Regions from separate parts of the Mus musculus genome. Here region 1 is linked to region 2. Evidence: chromatin loops called from intact Hi-C (ENCODE). Cell type or tissue: gastrocnemius. All regions are shown on one strand. Links, peaks and the distances in the headings refer to the core of each region. The heading gives the core; the rest is flanking DNA.

Region 1 (5,349 bases), core at 350-5,349, 87 kb after region 2:
GCAGAGAAGAGCCATGCAAAGCTGGTGTTTGTGTCCACCTCTGGGGGAAGCCTGTGGAACCTGCAAGCCATCCATTCCATGTGTCGCATAGAACAGGAGCAGGTGAGCTGGCTGGGGACATGCCAGGGTATGGGTGGGAACTGAGGACATGAAGGACCCAGTTCCCGTGGGATACTGCTTAGCCAGGACTGCCAAGGTGGACTGAGGAGAGCTCTTCCTGCTTAGAAAACTATTCCAATTCTGCTGGAGGCTCTGGGTTGGGCCAGGGCAAAGGAAAGTAGGCTAACTGTAGAAGCTCCAACCTCCTGTGGCAACGAGAACTCAAGCAGAGCATAAGGAGTTTCAAAAGGTTTGAAAAGAGATCTAAAATGTGTGTGGAAGAGACGCTGGCCCCGGGAAGTAGAGACTCTAGGCTTCAAGACTGCAGCCTTGTCAATCCAAGCAGTGGCAATTCAGTTATGCTGCTGGAGAACCATATACAGAGGCATCTGTGGAAGTGTTTGCTGCTAAAACCAGTAATGCAAAGTGCTCTATAGCTCTATACACCAAGTCCCTTGTGTCACATCACAATGTCCAGAGCATCAGAAGACACTGGTTAAGAATATGTGTTCTGCCCTCAAATGCCTGAGTTCAAGGCCAGCTCAGGGTTCATTTGGTATGTAACTTCTTAATCTCTCACTGCCCCATATGTGTTGTTTTTTGTTTGTTTGTTTGGTTGGTTGGTTGGTTTTCTTTGTTTTTGTTTTTGTTTTTTGTTTTTTGTTTTTTGTTTTTTTGTTTTTTGTTTTTTGTGTGTGTGTGCTGGGGATCAAACTTAGATACTTGAATGGACTAAGTACATGCTCTATTACTGAGCTACATCCTCAGCCCTGTAAATATGAAATAGGGACAATAGTATGCCCTTTATAGGGAAAGTGACTGTGAAATGAGATTGAATTTGGAAGAATCTGACATAATTCTGGCACTAGGAATGACTTGATAAGTGTATAGTATCAGTGTCGCTGTCAACTAGACATGTGGTTAATGGCAGAGTGGGGCATCTGACTCCCAGGTGGGAGCTTTGCCCCACACCAGCTGTTGTGATGGGGACAGCGGGGTTAAAAAGGAAAGGAGGCACACGGTGGCAAGAGGAAGTTCTGGCCTTAAGAGGCCTTCAGTAACCCAGGGAAAGAAGGGCTGGGGGTTCTCCACGACCCTGACCCTGGAATGTCTTCTACTGCTTGCTTCCAGCTCCCTGGTCTCTTGACCTTGCCCTATATGTGGCTTGTCACATCTATTCCCATTCCTGACTTAGGAAGTTGCAAAGCTGGCAGGGAGGGGCTGCAGGAGCCCTTCTGGTAGCCTCTGGGAAAGGTCTGGGGAAACCTCCCCAGGCTTGCCTTTGATAAAGCCAAGATAGAGTTACTAGAAGCTAGGTGAGGTGCAAAGACAGCTTTGAGACAAAGTATTTCCTTTGGGTAGTCAAAATACTTGCTCTCTGCCCTTCAGCATGACAAGAGGTGAGAGAGCTCAAGACAGGGTTAAGGTAACCTGGGCCCCTGGATTTCCCTCTGAGCTTCACTCCCCCACTCCTGTGTGCCCTACAGATCCGCTCTCACATCAGTTTTGGGGCTCTGTGCCAGCGATCAGCAGCCAATGAGTGCTGCCCCAGCTGGTCCTTGGGCAACTATCTGGCCGTGCTGTCTAACCGCTCCTCCTGCCAAGACACTACCCAAGCCGATACAGACCGCACATTGGCCCTGCTACGGTTCTGTGCCACCTTCTACCATCGTGGTGTCCTGGTGCCTGCTTGTGTGGGGTCTAGCCAGGACAAACCCCCGTTTTGTGCCCAAGTTCCTGCCAAGTGTACCGGAAGCAACGTGGTCTATGAATTCCTGCACTACCTGCTAGACAGAGACTTTCTGAGTCCCCAGACTGCGGATTACCAGGTGCCCTCCCTCAAGTTTGCCCTGCTCTTCCTGCCCATTATAAAGACCTCCTCTCTTCTAGACATCTACCTGGACGGCCTAGGTGACCCAATTAAAGTCTCTGACAACTACACATCTATCAGTGGCATGGACTTGGGCCTCAAGCCCAGACTGCTGAAGTATTACCTAGCCGAAGACACCATGTATCCCTTGATAGCCCTGGTTGTCATCTTCTTTGGCATGTCCCTCTACCTGCGCTCACTCTTCATCACGTTCATGTCACTTCTAGGGGTGCTGGGCTCCCTAATGGTGGCCTACTTTCTTTACCATGTGGCATTCCGCATGGCCTACTTCCCCTTTGTCAATCTAGCGGCTCTCCTTCTGCTTAGTGGTGTCTGTGTCAATTACACGCTCATCTTCTTGGATATGTGGCGCCTCAGCAGGGGTCAGGTGCCTTCCGGGGGCATGCCACACCGTGTAGGCCGTACCATGCACCACTTTGGCTACCTGCTCCTGGTCTCAGGCCTCACCACCAGCGCAGCCTTCTACGGCAGCTACCTGAGCCGCCTGCCCGCAGTGCGTTGCTTTGCTCTTTTCATGGGCACTGCTGTACTAGTGCACATGGGGCTCACACTGCTCTGGCTTCCCGCCACCGTGGTGCTCCATGAGCGCTACTTGGCTCACGGCTGTGTGGCCCAAGCGCACGGCCAGAGGGGTGGCAGCGACCCCCTGAGGCTGTTGCTGGCGTTGCACAGACGGATCCGTATTTTTCGCAAGATTATTTCCATCCTCTCGCGCCTGCTTTTCCAGCGCCTGCTGCCCTGTGGTGTCATTAAGTTTCGGTACATCTGGATCTGCTGGTTCGCGGCGTTGGCGGCAGGGGGCGCCTACATCGGCGGCGTCAGCCCTCGCCTGCAACTGCCCATTCTATTGCCACTTGGAGGCCAGTTCTTCCGTTCTAGCCATCCCTTTGAACGCTTTGACGCAGAGTATCGCCAGCAGTTCCTGTTCGAGGATCTGCCTCCAAACGAGGGCGGCAACTTGCCAGTGGTTCTGGTGTGGGGAATCCTGCCAGTGGACACTAGTGATCCCCTGGACCCTCGCACCAACAGCTCAGTGGTAAGTGATCCTGACTTCTCGCCTAGCAGCCCGGAGGCCCAGGAGTGGCTCCTGGCTCTCTGCCATGGAGCCCAGAATCAGAGCTTCTTTGGAGATCAGCCAGAGGGCTGGCCTACGCTGTGTTTAGTGGAAGCCTTACAGCAGTGGATGGAGAGCCCTAGCTGTGGCCGCCTGGGTCCTGATCTATGCTGCGGACAATCAGAATTCCCCTGGGCCCCCCAGCTTTACCTGCACTGTCTCAAGATGATGGCTCTGGAGCAAAGTCCTGATGGCACACGTGACCTGGGACTCCGCTTCGATACTCATGGCAACCTGGCAGCTCTAGTTCTAAAGTTCCAGACCAACTTACCCTACAGTACAGAGTACGGCCCGGTCCACCACTTCTACACTGAAATCAGCCGCTGGTTGTCAACCGAGATGAGCAAGGCACCTCCTGGCCTCAACCAGGGTTGGTTCACCAGCAACTTGGAGCTGTACAGCTTGCAGCATAGTCTAAGCACAGAGCCAGCTGTCGTGCTTGGTCTGGCCCTGGCACTAGCCTTTGCCACACTGCTGCTGAGCACCTGGAATGTCCCCCTCAGTCTGTTCTCTGTGGCAGCTGTGGCTGGCACCGTACTGCTCACGGTGGGCTTGCTGGTTCTTCTTGAGTGGCAACTCAACACTGCCGAAGCTCTCTTTCTCTCTGCCTCTGTGGGCCTCTCTGTAGACTTAACCATTAACTACTGCATCTCCTATCACTTGTGCCCACACCCGGACCGCCTGAGCCGTGTGGCCTTCTCTTTACGTCAGATCAGCCGGGCCACGGCGATGACGACTGGAGTGTTGTTTGCCTCTGGTGTGATCATGCTGCCTTCCACTATACTGCTCTATCGGAAGCTGGGCATCATCGTCATGATGGTCAAGTTCCTTGGCTGTGGCTTTGCCAGCTTCTTCTTTCAGTCCCTGTGCTGTTTCTTCGGGCCAGAAAAGAACTGTGGCCAGATCCTCTGGCCCTGCGCCCATCTGCCGTGGGATGCCGGGACTGAGGATCCTGACGAGAAGGGGCGAGCGGGGCCACCAGGATTCTCCGAACACTATGAGTTGCAGCCCCTGGCACGGCGCCGGAGTCCCAGCTTCGACACCAGCACAGCCACCAGCAAGCTTTCCCATCGGCCTTCCATACTCTCTGAAGACCTGCAGATACATGATGGCAGCTGCTGCCTCCAGCATGCCCAAGCCCCTGTCTCCCCAAGGGATCTGCTCCTAGACCACCAGACAGTCTTCAGCCAGTGTCCAGCCCTGCAGACCTCCTCTCCATATAAGCAGGCTGGCCCCACCCCCCAAACCTGGATCAGGCAAGATTCCCAGGGACAGAAAACTGAGCCCCTGCAGGCACTGCCAGAAGGCCCTGCCCACTGCCCTAAGTCCAAAGTGGAAGAGCTCCCCGATGGCCTGTGCTCCTCAGCCAGCACCCTGGAGGGACTCAGCGTCTCAGATGACACCTGTGCCTCTGAGCATAGTGTCCGTGTGCCAGATTCTGTGGGTACCTCCCCAGAAGTCATGAATGGCACTGGACACCCCATACTTGAGCGGGGCCAGCTGAATGGGAAGCGCGACACCCTCTGGCTAGCACTGAAGGAGACCATCTATGACCCAAACATGCCCAATTCTCACCACAGCAGCTTATCCTGGAAGGGCCGTGGAGGGCCAGGCGATATCAGCCCTGTGATGCTTCCCAACAGTCAGCCAGATCTCCCAGATGTTTGGCTCCGTAGGCCCAGCACCTACACCTCTGGCTACAGCAGCTGAGAGAGGCCAAGGAAGGCCAGACCAGGGTCCACAACCCTGTTGGTGAAGATAAGGCAGATGCCACACTAGCCTAGAGCCTGAAGGTATTTCTCCCTATTGACATGATGTCTTACCCTCCAAGTATGGATTCTAAACCCTGCCAGATGTTCTAGCCTTGATCTCTTTGCTACTTACCCCTGCATCTGGAGGATTCAGTGGGAGGGCCTTGCAAGGTAATACCAGGCTCTCCCTGTGACCAACTAAGGACTCATCTGTCCCCACAGTGCCAACAAGGACCCCTACTCTGGAAAGGAGGGAGGCCAGATGTGCAGTTCCAGGTATTGGGGAGGCTGATCAGCTGTCTCCCGGGTGACAAGAAGTTCAGTGACGCTAAGGTACTCCATCTTTGGGATCCAGTTGGAGTATCTCACTGACTAGAAAAACCCTTAAGAACCTCCACAGCCTATTGAATCTCATCCCTTCTCATTGGCTCTTAATCGGGACACTTCAGTTCTTGGGAAGCTTCTCTGGGCTGGAAGTGAACACGGGCCTCTGT
Region 2 (5,363 bases), core at 121-5,120:
TGTGGGCTCTCGACTCCCGCGCCCGTCGCCGTTTAACGTGGCAAACACTACAGTCAATTATCCCCCTCGCTGAGGTGCTATTTAAAGAGACGTTGTCAGGTTCTTAAGCCTCGGATCAGACCTGCTGCTTTCTGCTTCATACACAAAGGCTCAAAACACGAGTTCTTTTGAGGGTTGGGAGAAATACAATTAAGCAAAAATCCTTCCTAGCTGTTCCACCCTCTTGGAGCACCCACGTGTGGAATGGGGGAGCTGGGAGGAAGGAGGGGGTGGGGTGCTATGTCCTTTCCATTTCAGGCCTCTGGGACTAAGTGGAAATATAAGTAAGGCTGGGCCAGGAGAAGGGAAAACATTGATCCTCAAAGATGAAATTCAAACGCAATCATTTGGGGGGTCAAGCAGGCCCAGAAGCCAAGAGTTAGTAGGGGCTTGGGGAAGCAGTGACCCACCAGTATCAATGAAGTTAGATCCCATAGTCTTGACTGAGACAGAGTCAAAGGAAGTTGATTTCCCAGAAGGGAAAGCTGGTAAACACCTAAAGGGGGCATTGCGTCTCAAAATATTCCTGTTGCCTTGAGTCTCTGCCTCAGAAAACCTTAACCATTGGATTCCTTCATAATCAGCCCTCTTGTCCAAAAAGCTTACGTGGCCACGTTAGTTCCTCCTTTCTTCCAACACTTACAGGGAAGGGAGACTTTGGTAGTTTGTCAAACTATTATGGTCAGCATCAGCAGGCACAGCCGCCTGGGCCCTTGTTCTTCCGAAGCCAGCTCTGCCGTTACCTGGCTGCCAAGGTGATAGGAAAAGTTAAAAATAGGCAAGGGATGCTGCGGGTACCGAGCCTAGGCAGTTGAACCTCAAGGCTGGGGCTGGGCCTGAGCCATCCACCTTTCCGGCTAGAAAGCTGAAGCCCACAGAAGCAGCCGTTGTTCACACCTCCTTTTTCCCCCAGGACAAGGAAATCAAGCTGGAGGAAGGTGGGAGATTTACGTGGGAAATACCAAAGAGCAAAAAGATGGGATCTCTTTCTTACATCTGGTGGAGGACTACAGGAAATCTCCCTTTAGCAGTGGGGACAAAGGGTGGGCAGAAAACTGCAGAGAAAGGGAGGACTTGGAAGAATGGGAGACATCTCAGTAGCTAGAGACAGAGTGAACTTTACAGGGCGCGACCTTCGTGCTCCTTACCGCTGAGCCTGCAGTACCACAGCCTCTGTGCCCGCCTGCCAAGGCTTTGGCCCAGGCACTGAGAAAGGCAGAGCGTTGTTCTCTAATTCTGGGCCACTCTCAGGCCCTGAAGCCTCCCCGACCAGGCTGGGGATGTCTGGAGCTGTGGACCGTCGGCGCAAACCCAGGCGGCCAGAGCCGGGGCAGCCCTCGGGATGAGGACTAAGGCCGACCGGGGCTTGCATTAAGGCCAGTGGCGCTCCCTCCAGCACCTCCTGCGAACGCCACCGCCCACTCCCCGAAGACTGGGGTGAGTTTGGTCGAGCCATCAGAGCTCCTGCCCTAAGGCGTGCTGTCTCCTCCTCGGTCATGGTACCCAGAGCTAGGCTCATGCTCCGGCCCAACTCTGGTCTCTCATTGCCTTGTGCCCTATAACGGACCGAGCCCTTGCCAGCAGAGGCAAGCTCGCCTCCGTGGCCGTGGCCATGGCCGTGACCGTGACCGTGGCCGCCGGCAGCTCGCGCAAACCGTGCCAAAAGAGGGCGCGGTAAACGACGGGGACTGGGTCGTCGCCGCTCTGGGCTGGGCGCCGGGGCAGGGTGGCCAGGGGGACTGTCGGAGTTGGAACCCCGGGCCGCTGCCGCAGCGGCTGCCCGACCCCAAGGCCCGGTGAGGGCTTGCACACAGGTCCCGTGGCCGCGGGAGGCAGCCAGCTGCAGTGCGGTGAGGCCCGCCCGGTTGGTGCGGTCAAGGCGTAAGCCCAGGCGGCGGAAAGAGCGCACCAAGAACTCCAGCACCGCCCCGTGGCCGCACGCCGCCGCCCACATCACCGGGCTGTTGCCCGCCGAGTCCGTCGCCTCCGGATCGCCGCTGAACTGCACCAGGAGCTGCACGGCGTCTAAGTGGCCTCGCTCGCAGGCCAGGCTGAGTGCAGTGCGGCCCCGCTCGTCCCGCAGGTTCACGGCTGCACCTTGCTCCAGCAGCAGTCGCACGAAGCGCGAGCGCATCGCGGGGTCCGGCAGCCCCACGGCCACCATAAGCGGCGTCCGGCCCTGCTCTGCGCGGCAGTCGATGATGCTGCGGTCCAGCGCGTCCAGCACGAAACGGGCCAAGTGCACTTTGCCGGCCTGCATGGCCTCAAGGAAGGTGCGCGTCCCCGCTCGGGGACACAGGTCCTTGGGCTTGAGCATGGCTCCGGCCGCCGCGCCCCGGAAGTCCGACGCACGGGGGCGCCCCTGTTCCCTCACCCCACGGGGCTACGGCCCCGGCCCGGACACCGGTACCGCTCTTTCCAAGCGGCGTGTAGGTGGCTGCAACCAAGTGTCCTGCAGTTCCCGCTCAGGTCTCCCTACCGCTCGGCTGCCTCGCCGCTCCCAGGGCGTCTTGCTTTTCCTCCCTGGCCCCCCACGCCTGGAGGTGTGGGCTGCTGGCTGCTTCGACTCCCGCTCAAGCTCCAAGCTCGGCCTCCTCAACTCTTGGGCCCTCTTCCCTGTATCCGACGCCCCTTGGTCCCTCGTGGCTTGGAGCAACGCCACTCACCCGCACCCCGGGCAGCCCCTGCTCCCCTGTTGAGCGGGTGGCTCCCGCCTGGCGCGCCTGCCTCCTGCCTCGGCGGGGAGCGCCGCTCCTCCAGCTCCCAGAGCCTCTCCCCGCCTCCTCCTTTCTTGCGGGGGCCGGGACGCTTGCTTTTTTACTTGGGGGGCTCGGCGGCTCCTGAGGTGCCCGACGCCTAGATACCTGGCTTTATAGCTTCAGGGGTCTCCATGGCAATGGCTGCTCTGGAAGCAGACTGCACCTTCGGGGCAGAGACGGACAGGGCAAGGGAGACCGCCCCTGACCCCCACCCCTTCGTGGGCCACGAAGTTGGGGAGCGGCTCCTCCTCCGCGCTCCCCTGGGAATGCGGCGGCGGTTGCGGGGCGGGGGTGGAGGCTGCTCGCCGGGGGCCACATGCACCCGGCGGGGCCAATCCTAAAGTCTCAGTCATCTTTCCCCGCCCCCCGCCTCCGCCGGAATCGGTAGCCTCCGCTGCTTAGAAACTGGCGGGAGCTCCTGCCATCGGTTTTAGGTTAAAGGGACTGGGACCCCACGAGGACAGGACTGGACAGTGCACCAGCTTGAGGTGGGCAAGAGACAGAGGAAAAGTAATTTGGGGTATGAGGCATTTGTGCTCCGGACTGAGGGCGCTCAGTCTGGCTGATAACTGCCATCTAAAGTGCAGCGAATCACAGCCACACACAATTGTGCCTCCCGCACGCGCTCACTCAGAGAAGGGCGGGGGTGCATTCTCCAATCTCAGACGTCTCCAAACCTGACAGCGCGCCCGCGTGCCAGCTCCACGGTTGATCGGTCGCTGTGGAGCAAGTTGACTTAGACACTGGCCGCTCTGACCCAGGGCAGGTGCCTTAGGACCCGAGAGTATGCAGGCATTTGGACTTCCCAGGCACTACCTCCTATCTCCTCAAAGATGGGCTAGTTAGGGTCTAGGAAAGGACAAAAGACACAAGCAAGAATTCCCTGACAGGGCTGGGTTCTCTTGAGCACAAAACCATCTTTAGGCCACAGAGCGCTAGACCTGGCCCCTACAGAAAGGAGACAGCCTGAGATTTTTTTTTTTTTTCAATCAGATGTGTGGAAAACCTACTTCCTTTGGACAATCAGCTCATGGGCGCTAGAGACGGGGAATACTGAAGGCCTAGCAGAGTCTTACAATGAGTGCCCCACAAGCTCCCAGGACTAGAGAAAGGGCTTGAGAATAGTTGAAATGGAGTTTATTTGTAGAATAAGTGAAGAGCTAGGGACTTTTCGCAGCTGGTCGAGTATTTGCCCAGTATACACGAAACGATTGGTTTGATTCATTCCCAGGATGAAGCCAGGTGTGGTGCTATAAGCTAACAACCCAGCACTTGAGAGATGGAGGCAGGAGGCTCAGAAGTTCCAAGATCATCCTCAGCTACAGTTAGGTTGAGGCCAGCCTGGGCTACATGAGACCCTATGGTTGTGTTTCCAGCAATGGGAAACACAGATGCACAAACTGAATGAATGAGACTTGTCTTCTCAGTCAGGAAGACGAACCCAGGACTGAGAACATCTGCTAAATGCAAACTCAAAACAGCCATTGGATGGAAGGACAAATGATGGGAAGGAGAGGGAACTAAGATCCTCTGAAGGCAACAGCAGAGTTAGTCCTTTAAGGATGAGAGACGCAGGCTAAGAAACAAGGAAGACGGCCAGGCAGAGGGGTTACAGGGACAAAGGCACCCAACAGACACAATGTGGAGGGTTGTGTTCAGGGGTCCTATGCTGTAAGAGAAAGGAAGTCCAGTGAAGAATGGAGGGGGTGTCCAGTCTGGTTGCTTTGCGGGACACGCCTGAGGATTCTGTGAGGAGTGCTCTGCCCCGGGGAGCAGGGGCTGGGGAGGCCCCGGAGCATCTGTGTCTTCTGGACTACCTAGGCTCCAGGATGGCCTAGGAGTGGATTCGGGCTAGACCATACAACAGGGACTCATGCTCCCCTTTGTCCTGTGAGGCATATTACTAAGTGCACAGTCGGTGAACTGAGCCCCCACGCATTTCTTGGCAGGAGAGTTAGGTCTCAGCCTGTGTCATACACTGGCAGTGTCAACCCAGGCCTGCACAGTCCCATCTGTGCAGAGGGAGCAGAGACAGAAACTCCGCCTGCACCACACAGGGTCAGGAGCCAGTTGGAGAAGCACCATTTAGAGGGACCTCAAAGTCCGTCCCATCAGCATCCAGGTGACACTCTCCACTCCCAGGAAGGTGACAGGCATGCTCCCACTCCTTAAGCAGAAGAAAGGCTTTTGTCCTTTTAGGACTCAGTTTTCCCTGTTTTCATCGTGAGAGAAAAATGCTTTCTTCCCTTTTTTTTTTTTCTGCCTTTGGGATCAAGAGGAAGGCTAGGCTGTGCACCTCCATGAAAAAAAGCATCAAGCCTCCCCCACCTCCCCAGCCCCTCTTCCCAAGTGCCTCCCTGAACCAGCTCAGCTTTGCCTGTGCCCCTGTTGCCTATGGTGGAAGGAAACAATGTATTTGGGGGTGGGGTGTAGTGGGAAAATTGGTCAAGTCTTCAGAGCCTCACTCTGGTCTGTGCTGAGTTCCCAGATGGGCAGTGAGTCCCAGGTTTCAGAACCTAGAGCCTTTGCTCTGACTTTCTACCCTTGGCTCACTATGTTCTGAAC

Evidence for each region. Hi-C counts contacts between places; a loop is a spot of excess contacts. Peaks named below come from ENCODE experiments on the same cell type or tissue, not always from the same donor. Only the 100,000 strongest peaks of a DNase experiment are listed, where the experiment ranks them.
Region 1: it touches region 2 in a loop (1.9-fold over the local background); 2 of 42 quality-filtered maps call a loop at or near these places.

What each region holds. Positions count from the first base shown.
Region 1 is chr2:118,788,013-118,793,361 of GRCm38, forward strand. It overlaps Disp2 (dispatched RND tramsporter family member 2), which reads left to right. Exons shown (of 8, transcript NM_170593.3): 7 at 5-102; 8 at 1,587-5,349. The coding sequence ends at 4,814. Among named protein-coding and RNA genes, the nearest start is that of Gm38629, 8.0 kb to the right of the region's middle. In gastrocnemius, for the core only: CTCF peaks have their summits at 2,757 (motif pointing right) and 4,625; DNase peaks (open chromatin) are centred at 1,322, 1,643, 2,570, 2,973 and 3 more places; H3K4me3 peaks cover 808 bases; H3K27ac peaks cover 730 bases.
Region 2 is chr2:118,701,083-118,706,445 of GRCm38, forward strand. Ankrd63 (ankyrin repeat domain 63) reads right to left here and starts at 2,881. Exons shown (of 1, transcript NM_001081971.1): 1 at 1-2,881. The coding sequence starts at 2,356. The coding sequence ends at 1,184. It also overlaps a transcript of Plcb2 not described here. In gastrocnemius, for the core only: a CTCF peak has its summit at 2,387; DNase peaks (open chromatin) are centred at 1,987, 2,327, 2,677, 3,065 and 2 more places; H3K4me3 peaks cover 2,262 bases.